Regions from separate parts of the Homo sapiens genome. Here regions 2, 3, 4 and 5 are each linked to region 1. Evidence: chromatin contacts called from ENCODE Hi-C or POLR2A ChIA-PET data. All regions are on one chromosome and are shown on one strand. Each heading gives the region's core, a stretch centred on a gene start or an enhancer-like site at or near the end of the contact. The rest is flanking DNA. Distances are from core to core; before and after follow the strand shown.

Region 1 (4,282 bases), core at 151-2,650:
GCTTTTGTCCATATTTTCCAAAGTTTCTATCAGAAATGGGTGTTACTACTGGGCACCCTGGCTCATACCTGTAATCCCAGTACTTTGGGAGGTCAAGGCAGGATACCTGATTGAGCCTAGGTGGTCTAGACCAGCCTGGCAAAATAGTGAGACCCTATCTCTACCAAAAAAAAAAAAAATGCTGGGAGTGGTGGTGCGCACCTGTAGTCCCAGCCACTTGGGAGTCTGAGGTTGCAGGATCACTTGAGCCTAGGAAATCGAGGCTGCAGTAAGTTGTGATCCTGTCACTGCACTCCAGCCTGGGTGACAGAGCGAGACCCTGCCTCAGAAAAAAGGAAAAATGGAGAAAGAAAAGAAATGCATATTACTCCTTTATAGTTCAATTAAAACTTCTTATCTAAAAACGAGATGCTATTTCTGAAAGTATAGAAAGCTCTCCTTGACTATGGATGGCAACTCTGAGACACTGGGCTGCATAATAATATTATGTGTTCAGCAGTGCGTCTCCAAATGTGTCACAGCTTAAATATTCATGGATTTTGATTGTGAGGAGACCCAGAGGGATAAAGCAGTTTGTCCAAGGTCAGGTGGCAAACCTGTAGCAAAGGCAAGATTAGAACCAAGACCTCCTGGCTCCTATTCCAGTACTCCTCCAGTACCACACTGGTGTTTGTTGTTGTTTTGTTTTCTATATAAAGAATTTTTCTGACCTTAATGGCAACTTTAACAAACACAGAACAAAAGCAAGAATTAATTGAGTAATGGAAATGAAGGAGAAAGAAAATCTCTGCCTATGATAACAGCCACCATCTCTCTCATTATGCTGAACTGTGGTTAAAATGCCCAAAGTTGGCCGGGTGCAGTGGCTCACCCCTGTAATCCCAGCACTTTGGGAGGCTGAGGGGGGCGGATCACAAAGTCAGGAGATCGAGACCATCCTGGCTAACATGGTGAAACCCCGTCTCTAGTAAAAAATACAAAAAAAAAAAAAAAAAAATTAGCCAGGCATGGTGGCGGGTGCCTGTAGTCCCAGCTACTCGGGAGGCTGATGCAGGAGAATGGCATGAACCTGGGAGGCGGAGCTTGCAGTGAGCCGAGATAGTGCCACAGCACTCCAGCCTGGGCGAAAGCGAGACTCTGTCTCAAAAAAAAAAAAAAAAAAAAAAAGTGCTCAAAGCTCATCTTCCTCTTTAAAGAGCACTCCCACGGGTGCTGTGGAGTTAGGCTTAGATCTCAGTATTGAGTAGACTGAGTAAACTATGCCTGGAAGTTTCACTATACAAAGTAACTTTCAGTTTCTTCCCAAGTCACCGGTTTAAACATATGCACAGGATATATAACGTCCTGGGTGGTTTACTGTCTCACTTAGCTGACCAGTGAGAGGCGTTCTTAAGTACTGCTTTCCTCAGTTCACTTTGAGCAAATACATTACTCATTAAGCCTCTGTTGGTCAAGAACCTGAAAACAAGTAGCAGTTGCAGTGTTGGTTCCTTCCTTCAAAATTTGATGTTTAGAGAACTTTCTAGAATAACTGTAAAACTAGTGAAATCTGGAGGAAAGCCAACATTGGCTTTGCAAAAACACTATCTTTCTAATCCAGTTTCTTAATGTTTAGCCATTACTGACAGCTTTCTTCCCTGCTTTCTTCCTTTTCTTTCATTTTCCTCTTTTTCCATTTTGCCTGTCTTTTCGTTCCCTTTTCCCTTCCCTTTTCTCAGTTTTTACTTCTGTTTTTTCTTGCTTCTTATTATCTTTCTCTCATCCTTTCTTTTTTCTTTTTTTCACCTCTTCCTTCGATCTTCCTTCTGTCCTTCCCTCCCTCTCCTCCTTCCTTTCTTCCTCCCTTTCCTCCTTCCTCCTTCTTCTCCTTCCTTTTTCCTTTCTTCTTCTCTTTCTTCCTTCCTTCCTTCTTCCTTCTAACTGACACAGTAAATATTTTTGTCTCCCATTAGTTGCCAGACCTCGTAGTCACCCGCTTGGAGCCAGACTAGCAATTGCCAAAGAATGGGCCTTTGAGTCAGACCAGTCAAGAGTCAATTTTCTGATTCAATGTCAACTAACTGCCTGAACATGACCAAGTTATTTAATCTCTACATATTCTTTCATTTCACCAGCACACATTTATTGAATGCCTCTTATGTGTCTTAAGCTATGTAAGGTGTACCCAGTATACTTTTAAAAAACACTCTGTAAAGTGGGGAAAGTGCAGGCTACCCTTGGGCTATTGTAATAAGCCAACTAAACAACACATGTGGCAATGGATAACCTATTTCTGGCACACTGTAGCTTCCCGCTTCCCGTATTTTTCTTTTGCATCCTAGATGCCAAGTATGCATATGTGAGACCCAGTTTTTCAAAGGATCTTACAGGCTAGCCAAAAAAAAAAATCCAGAGTTCTTACTAAAAGGAAAAGAAAAAACTATACTGTGTTTTGTGTATTCTAAATCATGTACTTTTCAGATTTTAGCATCTTTTGTATCAGAATGCATCTTAAAATTGCTGCTAGCCAGGTGGTGGCAATTGCGATGTAGTTGCTACTGGGGTCACATGTGGGCTCAGAGTTGTACACATTATCACCACTTTAGTTCATTAGGTTATATGATTAGTATTACACATACTGAGTTTAACTGCGTTTAAAATATATTTGAAGAGATGATTTTATGATTCCATATTAAAACAAAAATCTATTTGTGTGCACAAAAAGGCAAAAAATAAGAGCAGTAAGGCAGTAATTTGACATCAATGAAGCAAATAGTCTTCATTAGAGAATTTACCACCAGCATCAAAATCTGCAGAATGGTGTCAACAACTTGGAAGGAAATATCATGGGAAATAGTAGAGAACTCTTCTTAGAAATGGTGCATTACCATCAGATTAAGTGGCCCGGATGGAAAAGCACAGCCATCTGTGACTCTGGGCTGAAAAGTGATCAAAAGCAATGAAAGGCTTTAGGAACAAAACAAAACAAAAACAAACAAAAAGCAACAGCAAAATCCCCTCCGTTCAAATCCTGACTCTGCTCTTATTCATGATTCCATTTTGCTAGGACTTAGTTTCCTCTGTTGGAAGAGGAATATTCATAGCATGTACCCAGCAGGGTTGTTATAAAAATAAATTCAAAAGAGGCTGTGGAATGAAATGACTTTTAGTTGCAAGTATTATAAACATATAGACTTTTTGCAGAGCTCATTGTTCACGTGGCTGGTTTTTGTTATTCTTTTTTCCTGAGGCTATGAACTCCTTGGGGGCAGGGATGGTTGGTTAGCATTCAGCTCCCCATTGCCAATGTGTGACAGGCAGCCCATAGTTCATCAGTAAAAACAATGTGCCTGTGCCTAATGTTTTGCTGCTGTTGTTATCACTGTTGTTTTTAAAACCTATTTTGATGCTCACTGCCTCCCTCTGCTATAAAGCAAGTATTGGAATTGGTACTTGAAGTATAAGGAAGCACACAGAGAAGTCTGGTGATTTGTCTAAATCACATGGAAAGTTAGAATTGAGTGCTATCATGGGCCTGATATATTTTCGAACTGGGTCAGGACTGGCTCAGTCATGAGGGTGGGTCTGAGCCAGCCAGTGGGCTTCTTGGTACATCCAGCTCTCAGAAGCCGTCGGGGGGCGAGGGGGAAGGTTGGGAGAAAGGCTGGGCCTGTCCCCAGCTGTGCGCTAGAAACAATTATATGGAGCAATCTCCTGAAAGAGGCCAAGGCTACCCTGTGGCAGAAAGGAGCCTGAACATGTAAACATCTGTGAGGGCGGGGGTGCCTGGAAAGAGCTGCAGGAAGGGGAGCATGTGAGGCCCAGTGGGAAGGAATGTGAGAACTCCAGGGCCTCACCAGGATGGGGCTGGAGGATGGGGAAGTCACTGGGGAGGGTGTGCAAATTGCTCCCTGCAGGCCAGGATGGAAGAGAGAATGATCCTGTGGAAAGGGGGTGATTAGGACATCCCTCATGGAAGATGGAAAAAATGAGGGACACCTTTGAATCTACCCAGTGTACATGCAGGAGAAGAGCAAAAGAGGGGCCCACCTGTTTAGAAGTTGTGCTTCCTTTGAGAAGTGGAGCCATGATATCTGGCATTGAACGGCACCCTTTCGAGCAGAAAGCAGACCTGAGTTTGAATTATAGGTTTACCATTTACGAACTGTGTGATTTGAGAAATGCCATTTTTTTCTCCCCATTCTCCAGTTTCCTCATTAGTAAAGTGGAGCTGAAATGCTGAATTGGTAGTACTGTTGTCAGGGCTAAGTCAGATAGCAGGTAAACATGCCCATTCAGCATC
Region 2 (4,341 bases), core at 554-3,053, 420 kb after region 1:
TGTGGCTTGCAGATGGTAAATATACCACAAATTTTCTCTGAATGAGTCAACATGAATGAGGAAGCAGAAAGTGATATCTTTCTTTTATGAAATGAATTATGTCCCCAAAATTCATATGTCAAAGCCTTAACCCCCAATGTGACTGTGTTTGGAGACAGGGCCTTCACAGAGTTAATGAAGGTTATTAGTGTGGGGTCCTAGTCTGCTAGGACTGATGTCCTTATAAGAAGAGATTTGGGTACAGACATGCATGCCCACAAAGACAAGACCATGGGAAGACACAGCAATAAGATGGCTGTCTACAAACCAAGCAGGAACCAGCCCTGCCAGAAATTGGAAAGATGCAATCCTCGATCTTGGATTTTTAGCCAAAAATAAATTTCTGTTGTTGAATCCACCCCGTCTATAGTATTTTGTTATGGCCACCCTAACAAACGAATATACTTCCTTTCTAAGGAAATGGGTCAAAAACAAAATTTAAAAAAAAAAAAGGAAATCTAGATTTTTCACCTATTTGGTGACTTTAGGTTGTGTTCTCTACCATATGTCAAGAAGTTAAGAAGGAAAAAGTAAAAGTAGTTAAATGTGCAGCCTGGGCAACATGGCAAGACCCTATCTCTACAAAAAATTAAAAAACTAGCCAGGTGTGGTGGCATGCACCTGTCATCACAGCTACTCAGGAGACTGAAGTGGGAGAATCAGGAGCCCGGGAGGTCATGGCTGCAGCGAGCCATGTTTGTGCCATTGCATTCCAGCCTCAGCAACAGAGCAAGACCCTGTCTCAAAAAAAAAAAAAAAAAAGGAGTCCAATGTGTAGCCAATACGTTTGTATGTGGCTGTGTGTAGAGATGTGTGCTTAAAGCTAAAGGAGTTACTAAGATATCCGATATTCATCCTTTTTATATTTTCTAAAAAATATTCATTGAGAAGACTAGCCATGTGCTAGCCACCATGCTTATAATGTATTGTTTACTTTAATCTTGTCCTTTTCCTTATAATCCTACCAGTGTTAGGAATTCATAGCCCCATTTCCACTCTAGAAAAAAATAAAAGACTCACACTTTATGTGACTTACCCAAGGTCAGGGAACTGGCATGGGACAGAGCACAGTTTCCAACACAGGCCTCTCCAGCTTCAAAGACTGCATACACATCCAGCACATGTCCTTGCCTCTGTAATATAAGAAGAATTGCAAATGTTTCACACCACAGTATACCCAGATCTGTTCAAAACACATGTTAACTCATCTACGGCTCTGTGCCTAGCCCTTTAAGGTAGGTACTATTATTTTTTATAATCCCCATTTTACAGATGAAAAAATGTGTTGAGGAACTCAGCCTGGGTCCCACACTTCATCTTATTAAATTAACAAACAGCATGTGGCAGAGCTGATCTCTGCACCCAGCTCAAGGACAGTGTGATCATCACCTGCATGTGTTTGGCTTCCAAATGAGGGAAATGAACCCAATGGCCCTTTGCACCCTTTCCACCCCTGGGATTTTATTGCTCTGACTTCAACTGATCAACAAAACAGACAAGACTAAATGTTAACATGTTTTTAAACACATAGAGACTCTTCTCTTAGAGGGGAGGGAAATTAACCCTCCTTTAACACAAAATTTGACCTCAATTAACCAAAAATTTTTGTTCTGTGTTTTTACGGAGACCATTGTCATAGCTGAGAAACCCACCAATAGCTAAGCATATTTAGCCACAGAAACTCCTACAGTAACTATGGCTCTTGTGAGCCAGGCCTCATCATGGCTGTGTCAATTTCCCTCTGCACTGAGTGAGGGGTCCCGGAACACAAAGGCAGAGGCCGCCTGGTTCCAACCTTCGATTACGTCATCCTGATGGAATGTGGACACCATTGTGAGGACTTTCTGCTTAAGCCTTGTTTTATTTAAGTTTCTAACATTCTTGGAGACTTAAATCTCATCTACAGTTGCTTGGAATCCAGGCTTCAGTTGGATTATTGAAGGGATGCAGTAAACTTATCCTCCTAAAAGCTGAACTCAGCAAATGGTTAAGCCAAAGCTATCCTGCCCCAAGGCTCAAAGCAAATCTTTCAGCTCATTACATTTAAAAGATTGCTAGCAGTCAGCAGCCTTTAGATTTATGTAACACTAAGTTATACACAGTAAAAGCATGTGCTAGTTACATAACAATGTTCACATGAATGGTTAAAATGGGACAGGTAAATCAGATGCAGAAAACCAGGACAAAAAGGCTCCCAGCAGCTTTAAAATATATTGTTTAAATTCATAGCAAGGAGATAATTTTTTTCCTTTTCTCTCCAACAATGACAGACATTTACCGAGTGCTCACAAAAGGCCAGGCATTTCTGCAACACGGGTCAGTAGAAGGAGCAAAGCCTTTGGAGTGAGGTTCAAGTGTAATTGGTATGTGACACTTGGCAAGTTTCTCCAGCCTCAGTTTACCCATCCACAAAATGGAGCTAGCCATGCCTACCTTATAGAATCAATGTGAGAATTAAATGAATCATGTTGCCAAGTGTCTGACATAAAATATATGCTCAATAAAGACCAGTTTCTTAGTCTGCTGCTCTTAGCTGATTTGGTCTAATACCCTGCAAGCCTGGGAATGTGGTATTATTATAATCCCCGTTTACCAGGTAAGGAAACTGGAGGTCTCTGCCAGGGTGACGTTGCTGTCATGGGGCAGAGGGGCTTTAATACATAACTCATTAGAGGCATATCTCAATTTTGCAACTCACAAACCTGCAGTTTGTGCAGGTCTTTCAGCTTCTCTGCTTTTCCTCTGGCTGCCTGCCATTTGGCACTTTCCCTGCTAATTAGCACCTCGACCACAGTACAGCAGGGGAAATCCAAAAGGGTGAGCTTCGGTTAGTAGCTGAATCATGTGGTTTAAGAGCTCTAGGGGAGAGACTTTTCTTTTTTTAAGTTTGGTAAAGAAAGAGATGGCATCTAAGCAGTGACACGAATATTTTTAATTATATTTGGAATTCAGTTCTCTATTATCGTGGCCTCCCACTAATAGGTAATTGAGAATGGATCATTATATTTAAGAAGCTGTCTGATCTTCAAGGTGATTAAACTTTATTTATATGCTGAGACTTTAAGTGAGAATGTGTCTCAAAATCATATCAGAATTCCTATTCATCTTAGCTATTACCACCAAATTGCACTTCTCTGTATTTATGATATGAAATTCACATGTCAAAGTTCTAGCCCCTAATGTGACTGTATTTGAAGACAGAGCCTTTACAGGCTTAGTTAAGGTTATAAGTGTGGGGTCCTAGTCCAATAGGGCTGGTGTCCTTACAAGAAGAGGACATTTGGCTGGAGACATGCATGCCTCTGAGACAAGACCATGTGAAGACACAGCAATAAGATGGCCATCTACAAACCAAGGAAGTAGGTCTCAGGAAAAACCAGCCCTGCTGGCACCTTGATCTTGGACTGTCAGCCGCCTTTCTGCAAGAAAATAAATTTCTGTTGTTGCAGCCGCCCAGTCAGTGGTATTTTGTTATGGCAGCCCTAGCAAAGTAATATACTTCCTTTCTAAGGAAATTAGTCAAAAAAAAAGGAAACCTCTCTGTCCCTTCATTTTCTAACCTGTAAAATCAGGAAAATATTAGTTCCTCATTCACAAGGGCATTGTGAGGACAAAATACATTATCATTTAGTATTCAGAATAGTACCAGAAATATTCATAAGCACTTTAAAAGTGTTTTATTATTGTCAATATCGTTACCACTAATAGCACTACCATCACGTCTACCACCACCGAGAAACCTAGATTGTAACATACAAAAGACATGGAGCATTCTGGGACAATGGACGGAAAATTACGTGGACAGAATCATTTGCAATTATTGCTCCCCAGGTCCAGACTCACCTGGGCATCCCTTCCCAGCCCAGGTCCCAGGTGCCTGGCTTCCATCCTGACCCTACGGGACAGTGGCAAGTTACTCACTACGAATCCACATCAGGCTTCACCAGGCCTCAATGAGGGCCAGGCTGACTGCCAACCCCAGGGAGTTTGTTCTAGAAGAATTTACCTATAAAACATGAGTAAGGTCCATCTCATGAGCCCTCATTTCCTTCTCTAAGGTTTACATCAAGGACTGAAACATTCGCTCAGTGACAAACCCCTTCCCTATCCACCAGCCTACGGTCTCATCCCAAATTCCCCAAAGTATAATCCCAAAGCAGTCTGACCTGGATGTTTTTCTCAAAGTCTCTGCTATTCAGTCCTATCATGGACACCACATTAAATACAGTTTCCAAGTTTTATACAATTAAAAGATAACACTTTAATAATGAGAAGTCGACAGTGGTTATGAGTTTTGTTAAT
Region 3 (4,311 bases), core at 581-3,080, 430 kb before region 1:
GGCATTTAAAGAGGTAATTAAGGTCAAATGAGGCCACAGGGTGGGGTCCTAATTCACTATGACTGGTGCCTTTATAAGAAGAGGGAAAGACAGGAGAGGCTCACATGCACTGAGGAAAGGCCATGTGAGAACATAGTAAGAAGCAGATGTCTGTAAGCCAAGGAGAGAGGCCCCAGGAGAAACCAACCCTGGCAACACCTTGACCTTGGATTTCTAGTCTCCAGAGAAAATAAATTTCTGTTGTTTAAGCTATTCAGTGTGTGGTATTTTGTTATGGCAGCCCCAGCCAACTAATAAAACTTCCAGGCTCACTCACATGGCTGTGGGCAGTGATTGTAGACTGCTGTTAGGAAGGGACATTTTTTTCTTTGTTAGGTAAGCCTTTCCATAGGGCAGCTCACAACATGAAACCTGCCATATGTGCATGTATGACAGAGCAAAGGAAGAGAAGGACCAGGAGAGGAAAAGAGAGAATAAGAGAAAGAGAGAGATGAAAGCCAAAGTCTTTTCACAACCTAATATCAGAAGAGATATCTCATTTATTTGCTGTTTTCAGTTAATTAGAAGTGAGTCAGTAGGTCCAGTCAACTCTCAAGGAGAGAGGATTACACCATGGTGTGAATATATGAGGGTGAGGATATCGTTCAGTTTATTGTCCACAGAAAGGCCAAAGTAAACTCTTTAAAAATGGCAATCATGTTCCTCCCAGATTGAAAAGTGGATCATAACTTTCTATGGTCCTCCAATAAAACCAACACTTCCTTTTTCTGTGGTTTTAAGACATGTCATGATTAGACTTCTTGCTCACCTCTTTAGCTTACTAACTGCCCTCCACCATATCACCTTGTTTTACATTTTTATTCTTCAAACATATTTAATTCTTCCACAACTCTGGAAATTTGTCTTTGCTTCTCCTTCTGCTTGGAGAGATCATCCTCAGATGTCCCCAGAAATTACCTCCTTTCTATTAGTCAGGTCTCAATATCACTTCCTGAGAGTGACCTTTGCCAGATATCCTCAGGTTGTTACACTGCCCCTGGCCACTTCTTATCACATTACCTAATTTCATTTTCTTCACTTGCCTATTTACTTGTTTATTGTTAGGTACTTCCACTGGAATATATGCCCATTCTTGTTCAGTTTAGTGACCTGATCCCTGGAGCAGTGCCAGACACATGCTACATATACATCAAACATGCTTGAACAGTTTATGGATGGTCTGAGTCAAGGAAGAAGGCCCTGATGCTAGGCTGGGGAGGCAGGATGACGTTTTATAAGGCCATTTTTGAACCTGGGTATAATATGTTGAAAAAAAGATCTAAAGGCACCAGGAAGCAGGTGGAAGAGTGATTAGTGGGGCAAAACCTGGAGAGAGCCCGAATGCAGAGTTGGGATTGCAGGCAACAGGGGCAATGGCAGTGGGAAGGATGGGCCTTGGCATTTTTTTTAAACCATATTTTATGGAAATATTTCTATATGTTTGTGCCTGAGTATCCCTGGCAGGAATGCAAATAAATATCTACTTTCCATTTTGAATATGACAGGGTTCATGCAATTCTATTTCTAGCCAATTCTGGCTTCTTCAAAAGAGAATGGCTATGCAGACATTGTCATAAACATGGAAGGGACTTTGTCACAAAGAGTAGGCACCTTTATCCCTTTGTTTTAAAACATATGTCCCCATAATTCTCATGCATTTGATACATATTCTGTTTGCATATTTTGAATTCCCAGAAAAATTTGTTATGTCTCTTCACTATGTACTGAGTCATAAATAGTGTACTTCTATAAACACATCAGCAAGATAGAAAAAAAAGTATGAATCGTGCTCCCAATGCCTTGGCCCTGCCACTCAGTCCTCTTAGTTTCCTATGTCTCCTTAAGAGAGGCAACAGAGAAATAAAGGGAGAAAGAGAAGCGAGAGAGAAAGAGAGAGAAATTGAGAGAGAGAAAGAGGCAGGGGAAAGAAAGAGGTTGGTGTTAATTTTGATTCTCTCTCTGGAGTGGTTGTTACCCTGTAGACAAGAATTTTATCCTGGCATGGCATTTAAAACAGGAAGTTTAAGCTACATAGCTGTGGTTTTTTGGCCTAGAATTGGGCCAACCTTTCCTTCCTTTTAGTGACTCAGATCATATACTTTTTAGAGCTAGAAAGAAACCCACTTCAGCCTCAGTTACCTGATCTGAATAAGGAAGTGGTTGAACCAGATAAGGTTTAAGAAACCCAGATCATAAAAGCCTGTGATTCTAAGCATCTGCAAGCACACGTGCACACACACACACACACACACACACAATCAGCAAGGTTCTGCTTGGAAAGCCTTGTGCATGGTACACACTCAATAAACATTTGTTTATTTGATGTTGTTTGATCTTATCTAATACAGCATCATCTGCTTTCCATTTCCAAAAAGGATGTGGATTGTTCAGCTCCTTATCCTTGCTAATTAATTCAATTCCTTCTTTTCATGGACAAAATGCTATGCGTGCACAGAGGAGGGAGGTACGAGTTTAGTAGGGACAGCTAAAAAGGAAGCTCCACAGAAGAGGTGATATTTCAGTCCTGAGGCATAAGTAGAAGTTTGACAAACAAAAAGAGATGAGGAAAGGCATCTGAGGACAAGAGAACAATCTAGTACAAAAACTTGAGGTATATGGGTCTGGTATATTAGGGAATCCTGAAATGTGGGGTGACTGAAGAGATGTTCAGGAAATTAGACCATACAGACAATGGACATGTTTTGTATTTGCCCATCTGCTGTCTGTTCCCCTCTCTGCTAACATCCCTTCATCTCTCTGGGAACTTCTTCCATCCCTCTCAGGCTTGTGTGTTGGGTTAGCCTGACCCCTACCCCCGGTCTCTACAGAAAGATGTGTGTCCCAAGTCCGGCCAGCCACAGCACTGAATCCCTCCACTCTCCAGGTTTATAAATTACTCAAGTAGGACCAATCCTACTCAATGGAATCAGGATTCCCTACTAAAGCAAATGGGAAGGAAGAACTGTTGCTCTGTGGACATCGCTAAAAGGGTAGCCTGAGGCTGTAGGTGGCTATTTTGCCAATACCTGCAGTAACCCCACCTGAGAATACAGCCATCATCACATAAGCAAAGCAGAACCAAGAGAGATTCTTGGTGAAATGCTTTCATCACCTGCTTCAGATTTCTCAAAGGGAGAGCTACTGTCATTCTGGGTAAATTTTTTAAAAATCCTCCTTGGGTGGGATGTTTTGCCCACTGCCCCACCTGCACATCCTTGGCAGATGCCCTGAACGCCACCCCCCACCCAGTTGTGATAAAGCACCCTCATGTGTTTCCAAATAGCCCCTATGGAGATGGCGTTGCCACAGGGAAGAACCTGATCTGTATGCAGTCTTGCCTACCTTGGTAGTTCAAAAGTCTATTTTTTTTTTTTTCAGTTTGGTTTTGGTTTGGCAGCTTGAACTGGGTTTCTGTCACTTGCAAGTAAAATGTTCTAACTACTTCAAAGAAGTAGGGGTCAAATGGTGAGCCTTGTCTCTACTTGCATCCTTTATTATCTGATTCATGAATGTGTGTGTGTGTGTGTGTGTGTGTGTGTGTGTTATCTTGAGAAGCATAAGAGGTAGGCAACATTAATAGTGAAACTAGACAACCCTAATTTGCTGAGTGTTAGATGTCACTTTAATGTCAAAACCCTTGGGGCTAAAAAAGATGTGACAAGGGAAAGTAAGAAGGGGCCCAAATCCCAAGTAACTTGAGAAATTGTACCTTGACATAAAATAAGCTTTAAAACCAAGATACCCAGGCAGGATATTTAAAATATTCATCAAGCAATTTAGCAAGAGAATAAAAATGAACCCATCAGTAAAAATGGATTACAGTGGGTAAAAAATGGGACGATTAGCCCTATATCCAGGAACTCACAGGATTCTCACTAAGGCTTCATTGTTATATCATCAGAGTATCTTAATATAACTTTGCTTTTCACAACAATATCCATTAGAATTTTTCTTTCTTTTAGTAACCAACTCCTTCACAGTTAGTCCAGCACCAAAGGAGAGGATCTTACGTTTCAGGCCAGTGTGATGGTCAATGTTCTTTCATCATTTCTCACTGATTTTGCATGCGGATTTTTCTTTCCCTATGTAATCTACCAGTACAGATAGCTTATTAAAAAACTGATCTTAAGGAGAACAAATGTGATGATGATTAATGTGCACATATATAGTTTTTCTCTTTTGTTTTATCTCTTTTTCTTATTTCTTTCTCCTTATAAAGAAACCCATAGAGTTTTCTTTGCTTGGGAAGCATTAAACCCTGTAATCTCTTGT
Region 4 (4,368 bases), core at 1,403-3,902, 400 kb after region 1:
TGACAAGGGGCTGCTGAAGAGACACGTGGTCAGGAAAGGCTTCACCCACTCAGCAGTGAAGAGAAGAGGTGATGCCACCTCCACCTTTGCTATGCCCCTTTTATCTTAAAGTCTTGATGCATGGCAAGGCACCAAGCTGCTCAGAAGCAAATGAAAAGAAAGAAGCAAACTGAGAACTGCCCAAACGTGAGCTTCAGCTTTGTAGGAGGTGGGCTCCAGGAAGCACGTGACTGACTCTGCAGTTGGTGCTCCCAAGGTGACATCATGTAAAGGAAAGTTCAAGTTTCATTGTTGCAGAGTAATTTTATCGCTCCCTTTTTGCATCCTAATTGGTGGCTTTTGAGCCATCTTCTCTGAGCTCTCATCTTCTCCAGCTGCAGAGTAAACCAAGGCACGAGAATGGGCAGCTTGGGCACATTCGCTGGGCCTCGTTCCCTCTGGTGGATAAAGTGCCTTCTCCTTAAACCAGAACCATCTGTGAAAAATGACTGGGAGGCACAAAAAGTGCTGGAACCACAAAATTCCAGCTTCGGTTTTGGCTTTCTGGCAACAAAAGAATAAAAACACAGTTCTTATTTCTCCAAATATTTCCTTCTCCACTGTCTGCTCCGGCCTGATTTCAGTCCCCGACGAGGCAGCACTGATGCCTCCGTGGCCCACTCCCTCTGCTGCCTTTGGAGATATTGCTGGAATGCACATTAAGGTCATGATATTGGCTAGGAATAAAATGAGTTTTTCAAAAAGGACAAACTTCATAAATCCTGGCTTGTTCCTACACAGGTGTATAGAAGAAACAGAAGAAATGTGTTTTTCTGTGTTTCTGTCTTGCCAAGACCCAAAAATGAAAACCAATTTTTGTCCATAGAAGGTGTCTGTTAAAGGACTTGAAGTGAGTCCAGACAAAGGCAGGTTGTGAGCTATTAAAGTGTCTTGCCCAATATCTGCCAATAATGGCCATCAAGGCTCCTCACACAGCATCTGCCCACGTTATTATAATCGGGCTGCCTGTGCGTCACCTGATGAAGACCGCAGCTTGGGACGACTGGATGGGGTGGGACCAAGATATTTACAGAGATGAGAGAGGGATGTTGGAAAATTCACTCTCCTCCACACCACAAGAAGGTTTAAAGATCCAAACCAAACCAGAGCTCGTTCAAGTGTTAGGAGATGTAAAATAATGTGGTTTGGGGTGCACAAACGTTTTTAGCTATAAATACCTTCTAGATTGTTCCAATGCATTGAGCCAAAACCTAAATGCTGTGAGGTTTCAACCAACCGAATGGTTCCTTAAATAAACACCATGCAAGGACAAAAACTACCAAAGTGAATTTGAAAGAGCAGAGACTGACTCTAAATGGATGACCTGAGTGAGGACGGTGTGTCCAGGCCTTCCATAGCAAGTGTTAGCTGGGGGCCTTCGGCAGGCTGGGCCCTGGTCAAACTCATTCAGCTCCACACCTGTGTTCACCCTTCCACCAGGAATCCCATGAGAAGGACACTGGTGCCCTGCACTGTAAAAAGGAAAAACCCCAAACTCCAAAAAGTTTAAGAAAATCAGCTCCCAACTGGAAGTTGCTTCGGTCTGACTCCAAAGCCTACCATCCTCCACATGGGACCCACTGCCCCCATTCCATGGGTGTGTTCCTCCATTGGTGTTACCTCTTCAGGGCAAAGACACTGTCCCCTTTACCTAACGCTTCTCAGTGCCAAGTGGCATCTGGGATATTGGACATTGTCTGAGTTTCCTGGGGCTACCATAGCAAATCACCATAGACCTGATGGCAATACACAGCAGACATTTATTCTCTCTCAGTCCTGGAAGTTAGAAGCCTAAAACCCAGGTGTCTTAGGCTTGGTTACTACTGCGGGCTTTGAGGGAGAATCCACGTCCTGCCTCTCTCCTGGCTTCTGGGGATTTACCACAAGTCCCTGATGCTCCTTAGCTCATGGACACGTCACTCCCACCTCTCCCTCCATCTTCACGTGATGTCCTCTCTGAGTCTGGGTTTATGTCTTTCCTCTTCTTCTTAGAGGGGCAGCGGTCATATGGAATTAGGGCTCATCCTGATTTCATATGACATCATCTTAATTTCATTATACTTGCAAAGACCCAATTTCTAAATCAGGTCACATTCACAGGCACCTGGGGCTAGGACTCCAGCATACTTTTGTTGGGACAGAAGTCAACCCGTAATAGAGATAATAAATTCATATTTCTTGAATGAATCAAAAACCAAAAAGATCCTGCAGTGGACGCAGTGCTCTGGGAGCCTCTCTGAGCACATCAGGTCCCTGAACATTGCTGCTCTATCTTCCTCCCATGGCCTGAAGAAACCAGTCAGGCTGCCAAAACTCGCACCATTCTGAGACCTCCTGTGTCTTGACGGAATAAGAGAAATCTTTTCACCTATAAGGCATCACACCCCATTCCCTTTCCCCCTAAAAAAACGAGGACACTTTTACAATGCCACAATGGAGGCAGAAGCTTCCAGAAAGAAAGCATCACACCCATTCCCTTTCCCCCTAAAAAAGCCAGGACACTTTTACAATGCCACAATGGAGGCAGAAGCTTTCAGAAAGAGTAAATACATGAATCTAAGAGCCACTTTTTGACCTATGACTCAGAGTACAGAAAGAATGCTTGGTATCCTGAAAAAAATTCACTCAGCAGGAGTAAACACTAAACCTCATCAATTTTTTAAAGGTAGCAATTACTTGTATAATACCTATCAACCAATGACATTAAAAAGAAAGTAGTGGAAGCTTAGACTTCCACTACTCTGGCTATAAAATCTTTTTTGTTTTGTTTTTTAATAACTGATTTTTCAAGAATGTTATACTTATAAACACATATACATTTTATGTCCTACCTCCAAGATAGCTCCAAATGAGAATGTTACTAGCCAAGAAGCTAACATCAACAAAAATGCATAAAAACTGGTTAATAAAGCCCACATTAAGGGAACAGTAGAAAGTAGCTAAGAAAATGTAAATTCATTCAGGAAATAAGCATTTGCATGTACTGTTAAATATAATTTCCACCAGGTGCATGAAGCACATGAGTAATTATAGGCCAAGAAAAAAAAAAGTGATAACCTTTTCTCCGCATGGACGCCACCTCCTTTGGTTATGAGGCAGTGCTTTGAAGAGTTAAATGCCCTCTGCAAATGCCAGGGGGTGGTGTTGCTGTTGCCTAAACTGTTCCTCCTCACAGCCTGGGCTGCATACAAAGCAATTGCATAGGAGATATCTTACCCTCCCTTTTCTTTCATCTCTGTGGAAATACATGTTTCATTTAAGCCTGTGGTGCTTGGAACTTGTTCCAAGGAACCCCACGTTCTAACAGCAAAATCAAAGAATGCTTGTCTTTTCCCAGCTTGCAGGGAGAACAATAAGTAAACGAGTAGAAATTTCTCACTGTTATGTGTTATTCTATAATTTTTTGTTAAGTGTTATTCTATAATTTTTTCCTAAGTGTTTGGAACTCACTGTCTCTAGCCTACTAGGAAGTCCTGGAGATGACCAAGCAAGCCAGCATCACACCACCCCAGGGTCCCCACAGTGCCACGTGCAGGCTACCCCTCACTGCCTGCCAGGAGGGGTAATGCCAGCTTGCATTTGGTTATCAGTACCCCCACCCCACTCTGAGGGCGATGACAGCAGGGCCCCTCTGGGCACTAGTGCGTGTCCCAGGTCTTGGCACCTGTGTGCTGGCAGTGAATGTTTGCTGTAAGAATGAGCAGATAAAAATGCAAATAAAAACCACAATGAGATATCACCTTGCACTCATGTGAATGGTCACTATCAGAAAACGCACACACACACACAGACACATACATAAAATAACCATTGGCAAGGATGTGGAGAAGCTGGGACTCTTGTGCATTGCTGGTAGGAGAGTTAAACGGTGCAGCCATTGTGGAAAGCAGTATGGCGGTTCCTCAAAAGATTAAATACAGAATTTCCACATGATCCAGAAATTCCACTTCTGGGCATATTTCCAAAAGAACTGAAAGCAGGGTCTCACACAGACACTTATGCATTCATATGCACGGCGGAATTATTCACGATAGCCAACAGGTGGAAGCAACCCAAGTGTTCATCGGTGGATCAACAGAGAAACAAAATGTGCCACATACATCAGTGGAATATTATTCAGTCTCCAAAGGGAAAGAAATTCTGACACACCACAATACAGATGAACCTTGAGGACATTATCTTAAGTGGAGTAAACCAGTCCCAGAAGGACAAATATGGCATGATTGCACTTACGTGAGGTACCTAGAGCCGCCAAATTCATAGACACGAAGAGCAGAATGGTGGTTGCCAGGAGTCGGAGTGAAGAATGAGGAACTATTATTAAATGGG
Region 5 (4,355 bases), core at 348-2,847, 490 kb after region 1:
ATCCCACAAAATCATTGAGTAGGTGTCATATGAGTATTGGTTATCATGATTGTCATAATGAGACAATTTGGCGAGATGAGGAAATGAAAAATATTAGGAAAACCAATCATTGCAATGGGGAAATAAAAACAAAACCAAATGTATGAGTTTCTCCCTACCTCATCTGCTGTTCTGGCCTTTTCAACAATTCGAAGGACCTACCTGCTAAAGCCCATCTTGGTTTCCTGATGGAAGTGATGCTGTGAGAGATCCACAGAATGTCATAGATAAGAATACTGCTAACTAATGGGGAAATGCCAGCAGACCATGCACTCTCCCCTAAGCAGTCCCAGAAACACAGAATTTCCTGAACCCAAGCCTTCCTCCATCCACCCAGGAAGGTGAGGGGTTTGGGGACACCATTCCTAATAAAAGCCTTATCTGTGTGCCTGACGCTAGGCTAAGATTTTCACATACATTTCCTTATTTAGTCTGTACAATTGCTCTGCAACATAGATATAATTCTCTAATATAATAGTTAAGAAATGTGAAGCCCTTTAGAAGTTAAGAAAGTTGCCTAAAAGCTCACAGTTAGAGTCAAAGCTGAGATTCAGATCTTGCTTTGAGTCAAAGTTAGTGTACTCCCATTTCCACATCATCTCCCAAGTCAAACCCGAACAAGCCACGACCAAAGGATTCCATGCTCTGCAATAAGCATTTATAATTTCACCTTCAATTCTTCCATTTATAGGGGAAAGCTTGCATGTAATTAATTTAAGGATGATTTCTCCATAAATTATACTTCAATCTAGTTCTATATTTAAATAATTAAGTTTGAAACAGAAAGACTAATGAAACTAATGGTTACCAAATTACTCGATTTTGAAAATCATTGATTTTCTCATTTGCCTGCTAAAATTAATCAATCTCATTTACATATACAGATTGCATTTGCTTTAGCTTTGAGATATTTGTTTTCCAAGTTTTTCCACCAGTTTCAAAATCCACTTTAAAAAAAACTCAGTTCTATTTCAATTATGCTTATTTGCATGGAAACCAAAGCCTTACTGCTCTAATTAATAATATTATGATTGTTCCTTTTATTTGAATACAATGTCCTTGTAACTTAAAGAATAAAGATTCAACCCAGCCAAGCAACTTTAAAAATACATATGGAAATGATCAGTATAATACAATTTCTTTTGGTAATAAGATAAATAAAAGCAAATTCTCCTGTTACAAAACACACAAAAAAATCCACTTTACAAAATACCTTTTTAGCAATTTCTACAAAACAATACTCTAAGATCTTATGACCATGTCATACTAAATGTCTATATATATGATGAGAAGGTATTTCCTGGAATGACTAGTGGGTGGGATAAGCCTAAAAGGATTTCCAAGAAATACAGAAACATAAGGATCCAATAATTTGAAAAAGGATTAAAAATATTCTAAGACTTTCAAAGTGCAAATTACCACGTACAAATTTGGTGGTTATAATAAGCCTTTTCTTTGCAATAAAATGAAAATTTAATAGAAAACGTATAGGAAGTGCAACTATTGAGTTGTGAAACTTTTGTTTCAGTTTTACTTTTCATATGCGGGCATGTAAATATGAGTGTACAGGCTGGGTACGATGGCTCAAACCTGTAATCCCAGCATTTGAGGAGGCCAACGCAGGTGGATCACTTGAGCCCAGTAGTTCAAGACCAGCCTGGGCAACATGATGAAACCCCATCTCTACAAAAAGTACAAAAATGAGCTGGGCATAGTGGCATATACTTGTAGTCCCAGCTACTCAGGAGGCTCAGGTGGGAGGATTGCTTGAGCCTGGGAAGCAGAGGTTGAAGTGAGCTGAGATCATGCCATTGCACTCCAGCCTGGGTGACAGACCAAGACCTTCTCTTAAAAAAAAAAAAAAAGAGGTTATAAGAGTGTGTGTGTGTCCTGAGTCATGAGTCATGGTCATGAAAGAAAATGTATTTGTTACTGTGGACTAAGGTCAAAAGTTTAAAAACCACTAACCCAATTGATCCATTGACCAGATGGAGTTTTGAAGGACTGATATTTTAGAGACTTCTGAAAATAATAATAGACTTTGTCATCAGACAGCTGGGTTCAACTCTCAACAAGTAACTCAATCTACCTAAATCTTGGTGTCACATTTGTAAAATGAAAATAATAGTAACACCTCACAAGTTTGTTTTGACATTAAAAAAAGATAATGTATGTGAGGTGTTTAGCACAGTGCCTGGCATATGATAATCAACAAATCTTGGCTATCATTTTCTAGAACTGCTGGAGAGCTTCTTTGTCTCTGATTAAAACATACCCCCTTCAAGGTGTATTCATTTCCTCTGAGTGACATCTGTCACCTCTTTAATGAGTTTTTTACCTTTTGTCCATGTTCAGTTGCTCCTCCAGACAGCCAAGGACCAGAGGCAGAATTCAGTGACCAACACTAAACATGAGAAAGAGCAGCCTCTCAGCAGTCCATGTGCATACTGATCCCCTGCTTAGCTTCAGACTCCATGTCAGTCGAGGTGAAGAAATAAAAAGGAGGTGAAACTGGCCCAATTGTCCCATAGAATTGATGTATGGTTTCTTTTGAATAAACACAGAAATTGAACCTTCCAGTCTTAAAACTTCAGAAGTTTACTTTTGTTTTATCGGAGTTCCTTTTTCAGGAAATCAACCATCAGTCCTGCCAAATAGTATCAAGGAACTGAAACTCACTAGATCACAGTATCTGGACAATGAGATGCCAGACCCCTCACCTGTCATAACTGCCTAATCAACCACCCACTGCCTGTTGACCAGCTCCTCTTCCTTACCTCTCACACACGGTTACATTTCTTTCTCCACTATATAAACCCCTAATTTTAGTTGTTGGGGAGACACATTTGAGACCGATTTCCCATCTCCTTGGCTGAAACACCCGATTAAAACTTTCTTCCCTGGTAATACTCATTGCCTCAGTGATTGACTTTCTGTGTAGTGAGCAACAGGACCTACACTGAACCCCTCGTGTTTCAGTAACAAAGGGTCACACATCCCTGTACCTCCATCTTATGCTACTTTTTTTTTTTTTTTTTGAGACGGTGTCTTACTCTGTCGCCCAGGCTACAGTGCAGTGGTGCAACCCTGGCTCACTGCAACCTCTGCCTCCTGGGTTCAAGCGATTCTTATGCCTCAGCCACTACAGTAGCTAGGATTATAGGTGTGCACCACCACACCTGGCCAACTTTCATATTTTTAGTAGAGACGGGGTTTCACCATGTTGGCCAGGCTGGTCTCGAACTCCTGACCTCAAGTGATCCTCCCGCCTCAGCCTCCCAAAGTGCTGGGATTATAGGCCTGAGCCACCGCACCTGGCCTATGCCACTTTCAAATAAAAATGCTAACATAACTAGGGAGATTCTGGGCCATCTTGGAATTCTTCATGACTCCTGGATCCTTTGTTTCTGTCACACTTGTCGTCTTCCGTATGGTTTACTTAGGCATAGAATGGGGAAAAGGAGATTCTAGAGAAGAAAAAAAATGCTAAGTTTAAATACTGATGAATCCTGGAATAATGAGGTTTAGGGTGGCTCAAACATGAAAAAATATATATAGGGATATGCAAGATATTCCACTGAAAATACCATATAGAGAAACATAAAGCAAGCTAAGGGTTCTGAGCTTTATAGTGTAATAAAAAACACAGGCAACAATTGCTGAGTCCTTCCTCACCACACATGATGCCCGGTGCCTTACACATATGAACTCAATTGACACTCACAACATCTATGGGGTAGGTTTTCTGGTAATCCTCAATTTTTGCATGAGATTTTTCAAGAAGCTCTTATTAAATGGTGAAGCTAGGATTCACAACTCCTGGCTATCTGACTCTGGGGTCGATACTCTTCAGGTTCTAGTGTCTTCCATGGGTCAGAGGGGGCCACCGGAAGCTTTTTTATTTATTTATTTTATTTTTTGAGACGGAGTCTTGCTCTGTCACCCAGGCTGGAGTGCAGTGGTGTGATCTCGGCTCATCGCAAACTCTGCCTCCTGGATTCATGCCATTCTCCTGCCTCACCCTCCCATGTAGCTGGGACTACAGGCGCCCGCCACCACGCCTGGCTAATTTTTTGTATTTTTAGTAGAGACGAGGTTTCACTGTGTTAGCCAGGATGGTCTCGATCTCCTGACCTCGTGATCCACCCACCTCAGCCTCCCAAAGTGCTGGGATTACAGGCATGAGCCACTGCACCCGGCCAAGCTTCTTATTTTTTTATTTTTGAGATGGAGTCTTGCTCCATTACCCAGGCTGGAGTGCAGTGGCGTGATGCTGGCTCACTGCAACTACCAGAGGCTTTTTAAACAGAAGACTG

The links. A loop is a pair of places that touch in the nucleus more often than their neighbours do. ChIA-PET counts read pairs that join two places held with the same protein, here RNA polymerase II (POLR2A). Pooled maps may share reads with other maps.
Region 2: a loop to region 1 is called in a map with no recorded cell type, with 12 times the contacts of the local background. The contact joins the promoter of MIR3681HG here to the enhancer-like site in region 1. A Hi-C loop is called at or near these places in 6 of 37 single-sample maps with no recorded cell type and 7 of 50 pooled maps. POLR2A ChIA-PET finds 5 or more read pairs at or near these places in 1 of 52 experiments (A673).
Region 3: a loop to region 1 is called in a pooled map, with 4 times the contacts of the local background. The contact joins two enhancer-like sites. A Hi-C loop is called at or near these places in 4 of 50 pooled maps. POLR2A ChIA-PET finds 5 or more read pairs at or near these places in 2 of 52 experiments (activated CD4-positive, alpha-beta T cell and naive thymus-derived CD8-positive, alpha-beta T cell).
Region 4: a loop to region 1 is called in a pooled map, with 5 times the contacts of the local background. The contact joins two enhancer-like sites. A Hi-C loop is called at or near these places in 8 of 37 single-sample maps with no recorded cell type and 6 of 50 pooled maps. POLR2A ChIA-PET finds 5 or more read pairs at or near these places in 1 of 52 experiments (GM12878).
Region 5: a loop to region 1 is called in a map with no recorded cell type, with 8 times the contacts of the local background. The contact joins two enhancer-like sites. A Hi-C loop is called at or near these places in 1 of 37 single-sample maps with no recorded cell type and 5 of 50 pooled maps. POLR2A ChIA-PET finds 5 or more read pairs at or near these places in 3 of 52 experiments (CD4-positive, alpha-beta T cell, GM12878 and WTC11).

What each region holds. Positions count from the first base shown.
Region 1 is chr2:12,427,994-12,432,275 of GRCh38, reverse strand. All of the region lies in intron 4 of MIR3681HG (MIR3681 host gene), which reads right to left. Among named protein-coding and RNA genes, the nearest start is that of MIR3681, 230 kb to the right of the region's middle. Within about 2 kb of position 1,400, at least 7 of the 41 ENCODE cell types and tissues checked have a DNase peak (open chromatin) inside an H3K27ac peak, as active enhancers do.
Region 2 is chr2:12,004,578-12,008,918 of GRCh38, reverse strand. MIR3681HG (MIR3681 host gene) reads right to left here and starts at 1,803. Exons shown (of 6, transcript NR_110196.1): 1 at 1,692-1,803; 2 at 1,076-1,172. RefSeq lists enhancers at 241-290, 1,722-2,016, 2,525-2,574.
Region 3 is chr2:12,854,955-12,859,265 of GRCh38, reverse strand. No RefSeq gene overlaps it. Among named protein-coding and RNA genes, the nearest start is that of MIR3125, 120 kb to the right of the region's middle. RefSeq lists a cis regulatory region at 2,098-2,261. Within about 2 kb of position 1,830, at least 6 of the 41 ENCODE cell types and tissues checked have a DNase peak (open chromatin) inside an H3K27ac peak, as active enhancers do.
Region 4 is chr2:12,031,380-12,035,747 of GRCh38, reverse strand. All of the region lies in intron 2 of MIR3681HG (MIR3681 host gene), which reads right to left. Among named protein-coding and RNA genes, the nearest start is that of MIR3681HG, 26 kb to the right of the region's middle. RefSeq lists an enhancer at 1,084-1,133. Within about 2 kb of position 2,652, at least 4 of the 41 ENCODE cell types and tissues checked have a DNase peak (open chromatin) inside an H3K27ac peak, as active enhancers do.
Region 5 is chr2:11,942,898-11,947,252 of GRCh38, reverse strand. No RefSeq gene overlaps it. Among named protein-coding and RNA genes, the nearest start is that of MIR3681HG, 62 kb to the left of the region's middle. Within about 2 kb of position 1,597, at least 5 of the 41 ENCODE cell types and tissues checked have a DNase peak (open chromatin) inside an H3K27ac peak, as active enhancers do.